2 separate regions of the Mus musculus genome follow, and region 1 is linked to region 2. Evidence: chromatin loops called from intact Hi-C (ENCODE). Cell type or tissue: left cerebral cortex. All regions are shown on one strand. Links, peaks and the distances in the headings refer to the core of each region. The heading gives the core; the rest is flanking DNA.

What was found. Peaks named below come from ENCODE experiments on the same cell type or tissue, not always from the same donor. Only the 100,000 strongest peaks of a DNase experiment are listed, where the experiment ranks them.
Region 1: it touches region 2 in a loop (9-fold over the local background); 14 of 42 quality-filtered maps call a loop at or near these places.

What each region holds. Positions count from the first base shown.
Region 1 is chr7:27,834,007-27,842,341 of GRCm38, reverse strand. It overlaps Zfp59 (zinc finger protein 59), which reads right to left and starts at 3,758. Exons shown (of 5, transcript NM_011762.3): 1 at 3,633-3,758. In left cerebral cortex, for the core only: no CTCF peak of the experiment used is centred there; DNase peaks (open chromatin) are centred at 3,787 and 4,264; H3K4me3 peaks cover 1,558 bases; H3K27ac peaks cover 884 bases.
Region 2 is chr7:27,924,379-27,932,713 of GRCm38, reverse strand. Zfp974 (zinc finger protein 974) reads left to right here and starts at 3,256. Exons shown (of 5, transcript NM_001374027.1): 1 at 3,256-3,419; 2 at 5,261-5,313; 3 at 6,304-6,430. The coding sequence starts at 5,281. Gm26891 (a long non-coding RNA gene) reads right to left here and starts at 6,306. Exons shown (of 2, transcript XR_881914.3): 1 at 4,625-6,306; 2 at 4,240-4,367. In left cerebral cortex, for the core only: no CTCF peak of the experiment used is centred there; DNase peaks (open chromatin) are centred at 472, 3,260, 3,807 and 4,007; H3K4me3 peaks cover 1,365 bases; H3K27ac peaks cover 847 bases.

The DNA.
Region 1 (8,335 bases), core at 143-8,142, 90 kb after region 2:
CCCACTGTTAGTGAATGGGACTGTGCACCATGGACCACTCTCCTGAGAACCTTCCCTCATCTATGATAACACTTATGTTGTCTCAATTAAGCCATGATCCTTTATGAAGATAATTAGCTGTAAAACATCCTGTCACAGGAGGTGAGTTTGATATGTTTCCCTCTTTCCATATTATGTGAGATTTTGAACAAAACATTACTAAATTTGTTCAGGTGTCCTAGGTCTTTTTGATCTTAGAACTGAGTTTCTCAACCTCCGCACGGCTGACACAACTGTTCTGTCTTGGGCTGTGTGAGGACCATCTTGTGCTCTGTACTACACTCAGCAGCACTGACCCTCCACTCACAAGCTCTGGGCAGCACACACAACCCTCAGACCTCCCTAAGATGCTGCACCAGGGAGCAGCCATCACCAAATGGGGACCCAGTGCTCCAGCCAACAGGTCTAAGCCTTGGTGCAATCCACTGTGGGGTTGTTTGTTTGTTTTTGAGACGGCCTCTTCTATATCTCAGGCTGACCCTGAACTCCTAAAGCTCCTTCCTCCATCCATGCTGAGATTACAGCCATGCACCAGCATGGACACCTCTCAAGTACATGTCAGATAATTTTATAAAATTTTACAGTTTTGTCTGCCCACAATATTTACATATAGATTTTCCTTCTTCCGTTATCCTGCCTTTCCTCCTCCCTCTGCGTACACCAGGCTAGCCAGCCTGCCAGGGATTCTCTTGTCTCCACCCCACTTCTTGCCACAGGAGGGCTGGGACTGCAGACATGCACTGCTGCATCTGGCACTGCACTGTTCCATGCTTTCAGGCACTGCACCCACTGAGCATCTCCACCATACACATTTATGCATTCTATGATTATTTATAATATGTATACATTTTATACACTTCCAAGAGATAGTCACACTCTCGCTTTCATTCCAGCATCATTTCCATAGCAGTGATACGGGACCCCACCAACACATGAATGGACCAAGCACATGGAGGATGGGGCTCACACACAGTGAACCATTTACTACAACATGGATGCACACGGAGAATAACACGTGCAATACACTAAAGAGAAAAAAGCAATTGCGGGGGCTGGGGATGGCTCAGGGGCTGAGAGCCACTACGGCTTTTCCAGAGGACAGAGTTCAGTTTCCTGACAGCTACAGTGCCTGGAAGTCCAGCTCCAGGGGATGCTGTACCTGAGGTCTCTGAGGGCACCTGTGCTCATGTACACACAGCTCCCCACACACAATTATGAAGAAAATCAATCAGTCTTTAAATAAAAGACAAACACCCACGACCTCACTCATGCAGAAGCTGAAGCTGTTTTCTCCTAGGAACAGTAAGATGCCGGTTACTGGGGTTTGAGTGGCGGAGGCTGGATGTGCAGCGCCATCGTTGACAGTGGGAGAGCTGGGAAGAAGCCGATCAAGGACTACAAAATGTCAGCCACAGCAGACGCTCAAGAGATACATTGTGAAACACGATGACTACCTAGGAACAGCCTCAGGCTGGAGAGGGGTTCTGAGGAAGGAAGGGGTGTCTGGGAGCAGCAAAATCAAAGAACTCCAAGTCAAACAGCAGGATGAGTCAAAGCCAGCAGCCTGAGCTCTGCCCGAGACAACTCAACAGCATGCTTCCTCTCTGGTCTGTTTCCTGGAGCTTTCCAGATAGCACCTACTCTCTCACTCTCTCTCTCTCTTCTGCTTGAGACAGCTCTCCAAGAAGTTCTCTCTTGCTGTTCTAGAAAATTTCTCTGGATAACTCATCTCTTGCAGATCAAAACCTTGTCTTTTATTTTACACATCAATCCAGTCATTTACTCCAGGTTCCCTTTGGACTAGCCAATGAATCAGCATCAAGTGGAACCCACCCCCCCAACCCTGCCCCTTAATTCTTAGGAGACTGCAAACACAAACAACCTTCTTTTTAGAGTTGCAAAAGAATTCAGAGATCTGCCTGCCGCAGTTACACAAAAGATAAACTAACAGGGTGGGACCCTGTACGGAAATTACCATTTATACCACTCGTGGGCCTAAATTAAAGAGTCCCCGGCTGACCTTGAGCTCAGGAATCCATCTGCCCTTTAATGCACAAACAAAAACCATAGCGGGGTGGGATCTCCTACAATTGCCACTCCCTAATCCCCGTTACCTCCTCCCTTAGTGGTTTCCTGACAAGTTGGCTCCTACTGTAGCTGCCTTGGCTCTTCCTGAAGCCCCCTCATATAATTCATACCGCATCCTCATTATTTGAGAAATTATTTGTTTTTGAATCCATGTTTTTAGAGTTCTTTCCCACAGCCTTAAGTGCTGTTCTGAAGGTCCCATTTTGTGGAGACATTAGCCACACCTTGACTCATGCTGTCTTTGATTATCACGGAGACATTATCATTAAGAGGGGGGGACTTTCCTTAAAAGAGGGAATGTACATGATTATACAAACCAGCCTTAGGTCCGGAGCAGCCATCCACGCTTGTGGCCCACATCCCCTGGCCCTGTCCCAGCGGCAATAACCAGGTAAGGAACCCAAAATGACCTCACAGAGCAACAACTAAAGCACACCAGGCCCTTAGGATATGGCGGCACTGCGCTAACAGACTTCACCACAGGCATCCTAAGGTTCCTGACAGGCCTGGAGAGCCTGAGGGGACAGAACCAAGACTCCAACGGGATACCACAGATCCACATCCCTATATTTAAACATGGCATTGCTCATCTGCATCTGGCCAACATTACCCATTTTACACACACACACACACACACACACACACACACACACACAAAATACCTAGTCCTCAAGGATGCCAAATTCAGTGCTATTACTTTCCCACTCCCCAAATCCTCCCTGGTGACCAGACCATCTATCGCCTACATTCTTCCCTTGCTTCGAATGAAGGCCTGTAAAGATCAAAGGCCATCTGAGGTGTGACACCATCAAGATACAAATTGATTTAGTTGAGAGCCCTAACGCTACCCTCTAGAAATTCCTAGTTACAACATCTCAGGAAAAGGTAGAGATTGTGGGAGAAGACGCCACGGATCATTGAAACTAAGTGGAAAGGGCAGGGACAATGTAAGGGACACAATGGTGGAGGTATCAATTCGCCTGTTCCTCCTTCCCTCACTTCCATTCCATATTCTAAAACTAAAACCTCATTTTTCAAACAGAAACAGAAAACTCATTCTTGAATCCACATCCCTCTCCAGCCCTCCTTTGGAATGGCCACCTAGGGAAGCCTGAGTAAGCATGAGATCGCAGACCATATCTGAGAGCATGCTCAATGGCTGCAGCTCTGAGAAAGTCAGGGGACTCAACAAGTACCCTCCCTCCAAGACGACACCCCCGTCCTTAAATTATAGCCCTAAGCTCAAGTCTGAGCCTCGGGGAAAGCTTCCCTTCAGACCCCGCACCTGACCTCCCCTTACTGAAGCTTGGTCCTCTGCTTTAGTCCCTGTGTCCCTGAGAGAAAGCAGGAGCAGACAGCGACAAGCACAGAGACACAGATTATGCAGAGAGCTCAAGGTGTGTATACAGTTAGACTCAAAGACACACACACACACACACACACACACCATACAGCCACCCCACCGCCTGTACACACCCCTCCCAGCCCGCTGGCTCCGGTCTTACTCTGGGGAGACATAAACCAAAAGCCTATGCGCTACTTCCGGCGCGGTGGTCCCGGAAAACACAGTTGTCACAAGCAAAGCCCTGGAGAAGCCTGGAGCGTCCCGGAGATCCCGGCGTGCAACTCGGGCCAGCCCATCAGAAAACCGAGTCCAGTGGCTTGTGGGAGTGCCCACGTGGGTGCGCGCTTAAAGGGGAGGCGCCCTCCTTTGAGCAAAAGGTACTTCCGGTTCTCCGCGTAACTGATTTTCTTTCTCCTGTAGAGAAGACGGAGGAGTCTGAATTCCCTGCTTTAGATAGAAAATGTGACTGAGGACCGTATCGCTATGTACCAACAGAACTGTGTCCGTTAGGCAGGCTAGACGAGCCTCTTAATAAAACTAATCGCATTAAAAGTACTGTAAATCGTCTAAACGCCAAAATTTGCCACATTTAGATTTGAAAAGTCAGACCCAGCTATGTGTTAACTACAGAAAATATATTAAAGATAAATACTCTAGCAGATTCAAAGTAACCATCTTCGCATGATCAAAAGAAAACTCAGGTCGATTATAAAATGGAGGTAGATTAATAAAGAGGCCAAGTCATCAAGTGACAGTAAACATGGGCGTGGTAGCAATGGCTTTTATCCCAGCGATGGGGAGGCACAGCCAGCTGCATGTCTGTGAGAAGAGACCACCGAGGACTACCCAGTGAAACCCTGTCTAAGAACTAAAATACACTCAGATTATGGTGGCACATGCCTTTAGTCACCGCCCTAAGGAGGCAGAGGAGGTGTCTGAAAAAAATTAATTAAAAATAAACTCAGAATACACTCCTACTGTCTTGAAAGGACTAAATAAACTAAAATTCAGAGGATACCCCAAATGTCTCAAACAAATAAGTACATAAATACATAAACAAAATTAACTCAGAGTATACTCAAATAGCACACCTTTAAACATGAAGAGGGGGGAAGTCCCGCTAGAACAATAGGGAATGATAGCAAAATCAATCAACACATTCAAATGTTGTCAATTTAAAAAACTGATAGAACAACACCCTCCAAGAGCAACAGAGCATAGCTGATTTGGACAGCATCTCAACTCTGAGTGAAGTCAATAAAAATGGAGACACTTAAGCTCTAATGACACGAGGGGATCTGGAAAGGGAACTGTTCCTGTACGCTCACCTGTGGGAGAAACGCTCATTACCTGAAGATGTTGCTGTGGAAAGCTTTCTCTTTTATCCTTTTTTCTTGGCGGGGCATCTATTACTTCATATATTTTGTATTGCACTTTTAAATATTAAAGACTCCATCTATTTTGAGTTATCCCACGAGCAGATTACTGAGGTAGGCAAGGAGTCTCCAGACAGACCCAAGTGACTGCTTCTGCAAAGCTTGGGTTTTGTTTCACCGGCTTTTGGATCATTTATAAAGATGCTTAGCCTTCTGTCATCCAATGTGTTCCGTCCTCCTTTCTCTCCACAGTGTGATTCTGGTCGGTCTGCTCCATCTTTCCTGTGTCACAGTTCTTTTCTTAGTGCTACCCCTTATCCTTCATGGAAGTAAAATCAGTTAATTGCCCTCTGTTTTCTCCACAGGAGCCATGGGGCGCTGAATACGTAACTAGAGATTAATGTCCACCATAAGTGTTTCCTTAGCTACAGTCACTTGAATTCTTCCTGGGGTGCTGCAGGCCACATCCCCAGTCTCAGCTCTCAGCTCTTTCTGCCTCTGTCTCCTGCTCTGTGTGTGCATAGCTTCTCCCTCCTCCTCCTCACACAAAGATGCATCTGTGTTTCTTTTCAAGTTTTCTCCTCTCCTGCTTCTGAAGGTGACTGTAGGCATGTGTTGAGAAATCCCTGCATTCCCTTCCCCCTTCCTGATGGACCCTCACTTCACACCCATCCTCTTCTCTTCCACATCTATCCTGTGAGTGAGCCGCCCCTCTCCACAATGAGCACTGATTTCCATACTCTATCATGTTCTTATGTGGGGTTTTGGTTGTTGCTGCTTAGGTTTTGCTTTTGGTTGATTGGGCTTGGTTTTTGTTTTGTTTTGCTTTTTGTTTGTTTGGGTTTTTTTTTTTTTTTTGACACAAGGTTTACTCTGTGTGGCCTTGGCCGTCCTAAAACTTTCCCTGTAGATCAAGCTGGCCTTGAACTCAGATCTGCCTGCCTCTGCCTCCCAAGTGCTAGAATTAAGGTGTGCACCACCATCTGGCTGAATGTTAGGTTTAGAATAATGTCACACCCCCATAGACTCATGTGAAGTGGCATTATTGGGGGTATGTCCTGAGCAGAGTATTTGTGGCTTTGAGGGAGGAAGTGTGTCACATGGGGGTGAACTTGGAAGTTTCAGGAGCTCAAGCAAGACCCTGTGTTTCTCTATCTTCCTGATGTCTTAGGTCCAGATATACAACTTTCAACTACCTCTGCAGTGCCTTGACTGTCTGCACACTGCCATGATTGCCCCCATAATGATGATGGACTAAACCTCCTACCTGTAAGCCAGCCTCGGTTAAATATTTTTCATTATAAGACTTGCTGTGGTCATGGTGTCTCTTCACAGCAGTATAAAACCCTAAGTAAGAGAGATCTCAGTCTAATTGAGTGCACCTATAGTAATCAATGAACCTGGGCAGCTGCCTTTCGTTCCCATCTATGCCGAAATCTCTTTAAATCCCATGAGGCTCTGGGTGGCCTGTGACAATGCCACTTACTGAGGGAGAGCTTGTTCATTCCCTTCTTCATCTTCTTTTCTTCTAGTTATCATGTGAGTGTAGTGTGCCTGTCTACATGTGTGTGGGAAGTGGTGTACATGCAGATGCATACAAGTGAATAAGGCTTTATGACCTATAGGACAGAAACTAAAATACCAAAACAACACAAAATGAAGCAAAAGGTCCACACAAATACCACTGAGTTTATTTTGTGTTAGCCAATTATTTCTGGGCATGTGGCCTGTCCTCGGGTATGGTGGATATACCCAGTGAGGCTGCATTGGAGAAAACTGTATTCTCTGCAAGTTCTTCCTTATACGCAATGAAAGAACAACCTATTTAGCTGGATATGGAAGAACCTGCAATCCCAGCATCCCAGAGCTGGAAAGAGTGAGGCAAGAGAGCCAGGAGTTCAAGATCAGCCTGAGCTACAGGATGAGACCTGTCTTGCAAAGCAAGCAAGCAAGCAAGCAAGCAAGCAAGCAAGCAAGCAAGCAAGCAACATAGAAAGTTAGAAAGAGGAAAAAGAAAAGTGGGGCTGCAGACTGGATCAGCATTTGAGAGTGAGCACTGCTCTTATATAGGACCCCAGTTTGGTTCCTAGCACTCATACTGAAAGGCTCTCAACTGCCTGTCACTTCATCTCCTGGAGATCCAGTGTCATCTTTTGGAATCTGTAAGCACCCACACTCATGGAGGCATTTCCTCACTGAGGCTCCTTTCTCTGTGAGCACTCTAGCTTGTGTTACATTGGCACACAAAAGCCGCTGGTACAGGCTGTGAGAAGAACAAGTGACTTTAAGAATATCTCTAGCTGTCTCAAAAAAAAAAAAAAAAAAAACCAAAAGAAAAAAACAAAAACAAAAAACAACCAACCAAACAAAACCAGCCATCTTGGGCTGGTGAGATGGCTCAATGACTAAAAGCACTGGCTGCTCTTCCAGAGGTCATGAGTTCAATTCCCAGCAAACACATGGTGGTTCACAACCATTTTTAAGGGGGATCAGATGCCCTCTTCAGGCAGGCAGATATATATGCAGCAAAGAACATTAAATAAAATTTTAAAAAATCAGTCATCTTTAGGATCTTTAATGTGATGGGTTCTTTATCATAGACTGTGCACTCATCAATGTAAAAGGAGAGTTGAGGAGATCTTTACCCACCCAAATTCAGTTAATGAGAGGCAGAGCTAGCTTCTGAATAAAAGCAATTATGCCCCAAAGCCCAGGATTTCTTCTAGGGAGGCACTAGCATAAGTGATTCATTAACTATAACAATCGTGAGAGTATGTGTATGTATGTATGTGTGAATGTGTGTATATATGTATGTGTGTCTGTGTGTATGTATTATGTATGTATGCATCTGTATATGTATATGTATGTATATACGTATATATGTATGTATGTATATATGTATGTGTGTGTGTGTGTAGGCTTAGGTTTTTATTATGGGTTCTCAAATGCTTTGACCTGCCTTCTAGCCCACTGTCCAAAGGTAGGGGAGAAAAGATGATAAAAAGGACAAGGGGATGTGGACCTGTTTAGAAGTAGTTCTTTGGGGCAATTCCAATCTCCATTGTCACAATACCAGCAGTCCAGTTCAGCAGTGTCAGGACACCAAACATGAATCAGCAGTGGTGACATGATGTTGCAGAAACCACTAGGCTTCCACCGAATGGGCATGAGTCAGCAAGACTGACCAGGATCAGCCCCAACACCAGGAGAAGTTGTCTGTCATGCCTCTCTTAATGAAGTGAAGTTCAGTGAAGATCATTGAAGACACAAGCCCAAGGAAGCATTACAAAGCTAGGTATGCAAGTGTGCAGTCACTGTCTACTGAGTACCATTTATACCTTCTCCAAACATCACGTGTCCTCCATAAGTTTTGCCTCATCCCGTGTCTTGCCTCAGCACATGGTCAGTCTTAGCAAAACTCCATGTGGGTCTGTATCAGCTGAGTCCTGAAAAGCAGCAAGAAACCACTAGAGCACCAGCAGACGTT
Region 2 (8,335 bases), core at 269-8,268:
AGAAGAGGGTGAGCGTCACTCATTCAGTAAATGTAGTCCCAGGCGATCCAGGACTCCTTGGGATTTAAAGGTCGTTCAGCATTGAGGGGGGGGGAAGGCAGCGGCCCAGGCTCGCTAATTACAATAGGCATACTTCATATTCAGTAGATTCAGGTCTGACATATTTAAAATATAAATATTCAGCCAATTATGGTGGCACACACATGTAATCCCAGCACTCAGGAGGCGGAGGCAACAGATCTCTGAGTTCGAGGCCAGCCTGGTCTGCAGAGGAACACAAAGGACAGCCAAGGCCACACAGAGAAATCTTATGTAGAAAAGACTATAACCAAAATCAAACAAAAACAAAATGAACAGCGGCAACCAAAACTCCCCACAAGAACATGACGGAAGTATGGAAATCAATGTTCATTGTGGAGAGGGGTGGCTCACTCACGGATAGATCTAGAAGAGGGTGGAGGAAGGAAGGGGGAAGGGGATGAAGGGATTTCTCAACACATGCCTACAGTCACCTTCAGAAGCAGGAGAGAAAACTTGGAAAGAAACACAGATGCATCTTTGTGTGAGGAGGAGGGGGAAGCTATGCACACACAGAGCAGGAGACAGAGGTGAGGAGGAGGGGAAGCTATGCACACACAGAGCAGGAGACAGAGGTGAGGAGGAGGGGGAAGCTTTGCACACACAGAGCAGGAGACAGAGGTGAGGAGGAGGAGGAGGGGGAAGCTATGCACACACAGAGCAGGAGACAGAGGTGAGGAGGAGGGGGAAGCTATGAACACACAGAGCAGGAGACAGAGGTGAGGAGGAGGGGGAAGCTTTGCACACACAGAGCAGGAGACAGAGGTGAGGAGGAGGGGGAAGCTTTGCACACACAGAGCAGGAGACAGAGGTGAGGAGGAGGGGGAAGCTTTGCACACACAGAGCAGGAGACAGAGGTGAGGAGGAGGGGGAAGCTATGCACACACAGAGCAGGAGACAGAGGTGAGGAGGAGGGGAAGCTATGCACACACAGAGCAGGAGACAGAGGTGAGAGGAGGAGGGGGAAGCTATGCACACACAGAGCAGGAGACAGAGGTGAGGAGGAGGAGGGGAAGCTATGCACACACAGAGCAGGAGACAGAGGTGTGAGGAGGAGGGGAAGCTATGCACACACAGAGCAGGAGACAGAGGTGAGGAGGAGGGGGAAGCTTTGCACACACAGAGCAGGAGACAGAGGTGAGGAGGAGGGGGAAGCTATGCACACACAGAGCAGGAGACAGAGGTGAGGAGGAGGGGAAGCTATGCACACACAGAGCAGGAGACAGAGGTGAGAGGAGGAGGGGGAAGCTATGCACACACAGAGCAGGAGACAGAGGTGAGGAGGAGGAGGGGAAGCTATGCACACACAGAGCAGGAGACAGAGGTGTGAGGAGGAGGGAAAGCTATGCACACACAGAGCAGGAGACAGAGGCAGAAAGAGCTGAGACTGGGGATGTGGCCTGCAGAACCCCAGGAGGAATTCAAGTGACTGCAGCTAAGGAAACGCTTGTGGTGGACATTAATCTCTAGTTACGTATTCAGCACCACACAGCTCCTGTGGAGAAAATGGAGGGCAATTATCTGATTTTACTTCCATGAAGGATAAGGGGTAGCACTAAGAAAAGAACTGTGATGGAGCAGACTGACCAGAATCACACTGTGGAGAGAAAGGAGGACGGAACACATTGGCATGACAGAAGGCTAAGCATCTTTATAAATGATCCAAAAGCCAGTGGAATAACAAAACAGGAAGCTTTGCAGAAACAGTCACCTAGATATAGCTGGGGACTCCTGGTCTAGTATTAGCCTATGGGATATCTTAAAAATAGATACAGTCTTTAAGTTTCAAAAGTGCAGTAGAAACAAGTGCTGTCACCGGAGTTTTTTGTCTTAGCCATTCTGATTGTTGTAAGGTAGAATCTCAGGTCATTTTGATTTGCATTTCCCTGATCACTAAGGACTTTGAACATTTCTTTAAGTGCTTCTCCATCATTTGGGATTCCTCTGTTGTGAATTCTCTGTTTAGCTCTATACCTTATTTTGTGGTTGGGTTGTTTGGATTTTTGAAGCTTAGCTTCTTGAGTTCTTTATATATTTTGGATATTAACCCTCTATAGGATGTGGGGTTAGTGAAGTTTTGTCCCACTCTATAGGTTGCTGATTTGTCCTGACTACGTCCTTTGCCTTACAGAAGCTTTCCAGTTTTATGAGGTCCCATTTATCAATTCTGGATCTTAGAGCCTGAGCTCTAAGACATTGTTGGTGGGATTGCCAACTGATACAACTACTCTGGAAATCAATCTCGAGGATCCTCAGAAGTTTGGAAATAGATCAACCACAAAGACCCAGCTATACCACTCTTGGAATATACCCAAAAGATGCCCCACCATACCACAAATCCACTGTGTTCATAGAGGTCTTATCTGTGAAAGCCAGAAGCTGGAAACAACCCAGATGTCCCCCAATGGAAAAATGGATACAGAAAATGTGGGTCATTTACATAATGGGATAGTATTTAGCTATTAAGAATGAGGACATCATGAGTTTTGCAGGCAAATGGGTGCAACTAGAAAATATCCTGAGTGAGGTAACTCAGACACAAAAAGAGTAAAAGGCATGTGCCACCATAATCTGAGTGTATTTTAGTTCTTAGACAGGGTTTCACTGGGTAGTCCTCGGTGGTCTCTTCTCACAGACATGCAGCTGGCTGTACCTCCCCATCGCTGGGATAAAAGCCATTGCTACCACGCCCAGCCATGTTTACTATCACTTGATGTCTTGGCCTCTTTATTATCACTGGCAATGTTCTTTGCCCCCAAATCTGCCTCCATTTTATAATCGACTTGAGTTTTCTTTTGATTATGTAAAGATGGTCACTTTGAATCTGCTAGAGTATTTATCTTTAACATATTTTCTGAAGTTAACAGATAGCTGGGTCTGACCTCTTTTCAAATCTAATGTGACAAACCTGTACTTTAGCTTTTAGACCGATTACAGTACTTTCAATGCGACTAGTTTTATTATGAGGATCGTCTAGCCTGTCTAACAGACACAGTACGGTTGTTGCATAGCATGTGGTCCTCAGTCACATTTTCTATCTAGAGCATCCCTGCCTTTTTAAGGGCGAGAAAATCAGTTCCCCGCAGAACCGGAAGTAACTTTTACTCAAAGGAGGGCGCCTCCCCTTTAAGCGCGCACCCCCGTGGGAACTCCCACAAACCACTGGGCTCCGCTCGCAGATCTGGCATCCCCGCCCCCAAGAGCCGGGCTTCACGGGGGCTTTGCTGGTGATAACTGCATTTTTTAGGGTCACCACGCCGAAACTAGCGCATAGGCTTTTGGTGTTCTGGTGCCGCTAATGCGGAAGGTCCGATCTTTGTGGTCGGCGGAAGAAATTTCAGGTTGGCTTCGGTCTCCATGGAGTAAGGCCTGAGGCAGCCGGCTGGGAGTGGGCGTGTGCGGACGGTCGTATAGGGTCGCTGTTTGTTGATGTGATAGTGTGTGTGTGTGTGTGTGTCCACACCTTGATCTCTCTGCATTATCTGGGGCTCTGTGCGCGTCGCTTTCTGCTCCAACTTTCCCTCGCGACCACAGGAACCAAAGCAGAGGACTAAGTTTCAGTAAGGAGAGGTCAGGCTAGGTACAGACTTGAGCTTGGGAGGAGCATTTGGGGCTGAAAGTGCCACCGAGGGTGACCTAGGAGGGTGGTTACTTGTTGAATTCCATGACTTTCTCAGAGCCCTAGCTGTGTGAGTGTTGAGGGAACTGAAGGAAAGTGCTCAGTGCGGATGCTGCCAGAGCATGATGGGGATCTCATCCTTGCGCAGGCTCCCCGCGAAGGCCATCAGTCAAAAGGAGGGCTTGAGAAGGATGGGATCATTATTGCTGCCCATCTAAGAGTCAAGGATGAGTGTACTCTTCTTTTCTGTTTGAGAAATGAGTTTTCAATTTTATAATATGGAATTGTCAGTAAATGCAGGTAGGTGAACGTACACATTCATACCTCCACCGCTGTGGCCCTTACGTTGTCCCTGCCCTTAGGTCCTGGTGTTCACATGACCATTTCAATTACCCTTGACTTTTTCTCCCTAAATCACTTCCTTTCCCCACATTATAGACAGTGCTCATCTTGGGTTCATTGTCTGCAGGGTATGGCAGGACAAGGGAGTGTTAGAAAGAATGCAAATACTGGTTGTATATTTAAGGAAATGACTCATAAGCTCTAGTCTGTACAGTGTACATTTTAATCTCAGCATTTTGGGAGGCAGAAGCAGGAGGATCATTGTAAATTAAGGATCAGTTTGATCCACATAGCAAGTTCCAGGAGGGGTGTGCTACAAAATGAGAACCTGTTTCAAAACAAGGAGAAAACGAAATGAAGGTAATAATGAAGAGCAGAATTTTAAAATTTGTATTGTGTTCAGTGTGATAATTTTACAGAGCACAAGGTGGTCCTCACAGAGCCCAAGGCAGGACAGTTGTGTCAGCCCTGCGGAGGTTGAGAAACTCAGTTCTAGGATCAAAAGACCTAGGACACCCAGAACAAACTTAGCATTATTTTGTTCAAAATCTCCCATAATATGGAAAGAGGGAAACATATACTCACCTCCTGTGACAGGATGTTTTACAGCTAATTATCTTCATAAAGGATCATGGCTTGAGACAACATAAGTGTTATCATAGATGAGGGAAGGTTCTCAGGAGAGTGGTCCATGGTGCACAGTCCCATTCACTAACAGTGGGCACAGAATGCTGGACGCTGCCTGAGCATCACAGCTGCAGCCCCTCCAGCCTCGCTGTGCTTCAGCCCTGAGTTTACACAGGAGGGGCCACCTGGATGCTGTGAGCCCCTGTGAGCCTTGATAGGTGGGGTTCCAGTAGGAAGATCTGAGATCTGCGCACAGTAGGAGGAGCGGCCCAGGTGCAGGGCGAGCTGGAGCTCAGGGTGGAAGATGGATCCCTTCTGCTGGCCTCTTCTGGAGGAGTTCAAGGCAGATATGTTTGTGCCCTGCACTCCCACACTGCCCCCTTGGCCGTGGGTTGTCTGGGTTAGGAGGTGATCAGCTTTGTGTAGACTCCTGTGTGCTTCCAATTTGTGTGTGGGAGGCTGTGAGCGGTGGGAGGGGAGAGAGTGAGTGGGGAGGCTTGAGAAATAAGTGTAGTCGATGACATCACAGTGACAGAAGTCAGCCTGGGAACATCAAGTCACAATGCAGTGAATGGCTTTCTTTTTGTCCCCCAGGGGAGGAAGCCTGAAGAAGAATGGCCAGCTCTAGTTCCCAAGACATGGTCTGTGTAAGTTGTTTTTCTCTCTTGGACATAGAGTGACTTCAGGTTAGGTGACTCCTGCCCTCTTTCCCTCTTGAAGCTTCCCAAGGATCCGGATTCCCCCAGCCCAGTCTGCCCCTTTCCAGTGAGGGCTGGCAGGTCTGAGCACTTCCTGTCTGTGCTTCTTCCCAGCGTGCACTGCGGTTGTCTTTGAATGCATTTCTCCACGTGTGCTCTCTGCTTGGTCTGTGCTCAGGGAGGACTGTCCCTGCAGTGGAGGTGTCAGTCCCACAGGGAAACAGGGGCCTTGGGGGCTTCAGAGCTTTGAGGGGATGGTCTCATTGAGTGCCCTGGGAAACCTGATTGACATCTGTGGTGTTGTCAGCCTGGTGATGAATTGTTGGAGAGTTTCCCCTATGCATGGGTGTGAGGAGATGACTTCCCCGAGGAAGCCTTAGGGGAGAGTCCAGGTGTCAGAGGGAAAGGTCATCCAGGCTGTGATAGGGAGGTGACTGCAGTCTCCAGAGTCAAGAAGGACCTGAGACACATTGTTTCTTGGAAGGTTTTGTTTTCATTCATGGAAAGAAAGAAAGAAAGAAAGAAAGAAAGAAAGAAAGAAAGAAAGAGGTTAAGCCTAACATGTACATAATATGTACTTATACTTAGTAAGTTTATGGCCTCTTGCATAGTGTATAAAATCATTCTTATGACAACAAATGTTAATGACATCATGTGATAGTATGATAAACTCAAGGACTCACAGCATTCCTTATGTGTTTTACCCTGACCCCAGGTGACATTTCCCTTCTGTGGGTATAGCCTGAGGGATGTGGGTGGAGTGGAGAGGCACAGGTATTGGCTATGTAGGTGGGCACAGTCGTCGTTTATGGGGGGCTCATGCAGTCAGGTGCCTTGAGCATTTCCTTATGGCTCCCTTCCCACGCTTGAGTCCTTTCCCTCCTGGTTTCCATCTTGAAAGCTTCCCCAGTTTCACTCTCCTTGTGTTTGCTCTTTCAGGGGTCAGTGACATTTAGGGATGTGGCTGTTGACTTCTCTCAGGAGGAGTGGGCCTGCCTGGATGCTACTCAGAAGGTCTTATACAGGGACATGATGTTGGAGACCTACAGCAACCTGGTCTCAGTGGGTAAGCCTGTGCCCCATGGATGGGGGATGTGTCCTCTACACTGTGGGCTTTCCTCACTCTGAATTAAAGGACAGTGCCATCTTTCCAGTGGTAGCTGAAGCTGGGATGGAGGCCGATTCCTGTCATTGCTTCTCTGAGAAGGCTGAGGCAGGAAGATTGCTGTGAGTGCAACATCACCCTCAGATACATCCTGAGTTCCAGGCTAGCCTAGTCTACAGGGTGAGGCCTTGTTTCAAACAAAATAAAACAAAACAAAATCAACATATAAATGAAATAAGCAGATGAATCCATAAATAGAATTAGGGGCTAGAGAAATAGCTTGGTTGTTAAGAGAACCAGCTGTACTTGGGGAGGATCCAGGCTCAATTCCCAGCAGCACAAGGTGGCTCACAACCCTGTGTACTTCCAGTTCCAGGGGATAGGATGTCCTCTTCTGGCTTTCACTATGCACATTTGTGGTGTTCAGTTATACATGCAGAAATATCCTCACAAACACATAAAATAATTTTTATCAATAAAATTTTAAAAGAGGGAGCTGAGTTCCTTCGTTTTAACCATAGGAAGAATGTGAGATTTAATGGATTGAAAATAGGACCTCATAGAGCCTGCTTGCCCACCCCTTGTTGGTCCTCTCAGTGAGCTCTAGGTTCAGTGAGAGACCCTGTCTCAGATACAGACGTAGAGAAAAATGAACGAAAAGACACCCAACACACTGTTCTCTACTGTATACGTGCATGCATGCATACCTACACACACCCTCATGGACACATACACACCCTGGACATGCAGAACTAAATACGAGAGCCATTATGGTTTACTTAGTAATGAATCAGTAGAGTTGACTCAGAGCAGAAGTGGACACATTCTGTTTCCTTCAGTACCACCTCCTTTACCTGCTTTGTAGTGGATTTTTAGAGTGTGAAGTTTGTCTCTCTCAGTGAGCAAATCTGTAAGGATGAGGCGTGAATGTGAAGGAAGGCAGCATAAGTAATAATGAAAGCAATTTCCATGGCTGAGGAAGTAACTCAGTCATGTTAACCCTTTCCCAGCATGCTTAAAACCCTGGTTCCATCCCTAGCATTACTGAATAAGTAAATAAATGCAAGTTCAAAAATAATGATTTTGTTTTAGTATAAGTCAATCTTTAAAGTATTTGAATATAGCATTTAATCTTAGTAAAGCCCTATCCAGTTAATAGCATTACCTCAATCTATGTTATTTTCTATTATTATTATTATTATTATTATTATTATTGTTATTATTATTATTATTATTATTACTATTACTACATCTTTTTTCAAGACACATCTTCTATAGTGCATGCTAGCTATGGACTAGCTATGCAACTAAATCCAGCCTTGAACTTCACATCTCCTTGCCTACGTCCTTCAAGAGTGTGACTATGTGTGTGTGTGCCACCATGCCCAGTTATTATTGGGAAAATTAAGCATAGAACATTATGGCTGTTGCCTAAATAAGTACTATCATTAGTGAGGTGCAGAGTAGAGTTTTACATTAGACAGCATAGCTGTGATGGGTTGAATATGCTTGGTCCATAGTGAGTTATACTGTTAGGAGGTGTGACCTTATTGGGGGAAGTATGTCACTGGGGGGGGGGGGGGCGGGTGGCGACCCTCTTCCTAGCCACATGTGAGCCAGTCTTTTCCTGTCTGCCTTCGGATCAAGATATAGAACTCTCAGCTCCTTCAGAGCCATGCCTACCTGGATCCTGCCATGCTTCCTGCCATGATGATAATGGACTGAACCTTTGAACCTGTAAGCCAGCCCCAATTAAATATTGTTAAAAGAGTTGCCTTGGTCATGGTGTCTCTTCACAACAATGGAAGCCTTAACTAAGAAGACAGATGTTGGTACCAGAGACTGGGGTATTGCTGAGATAGACCT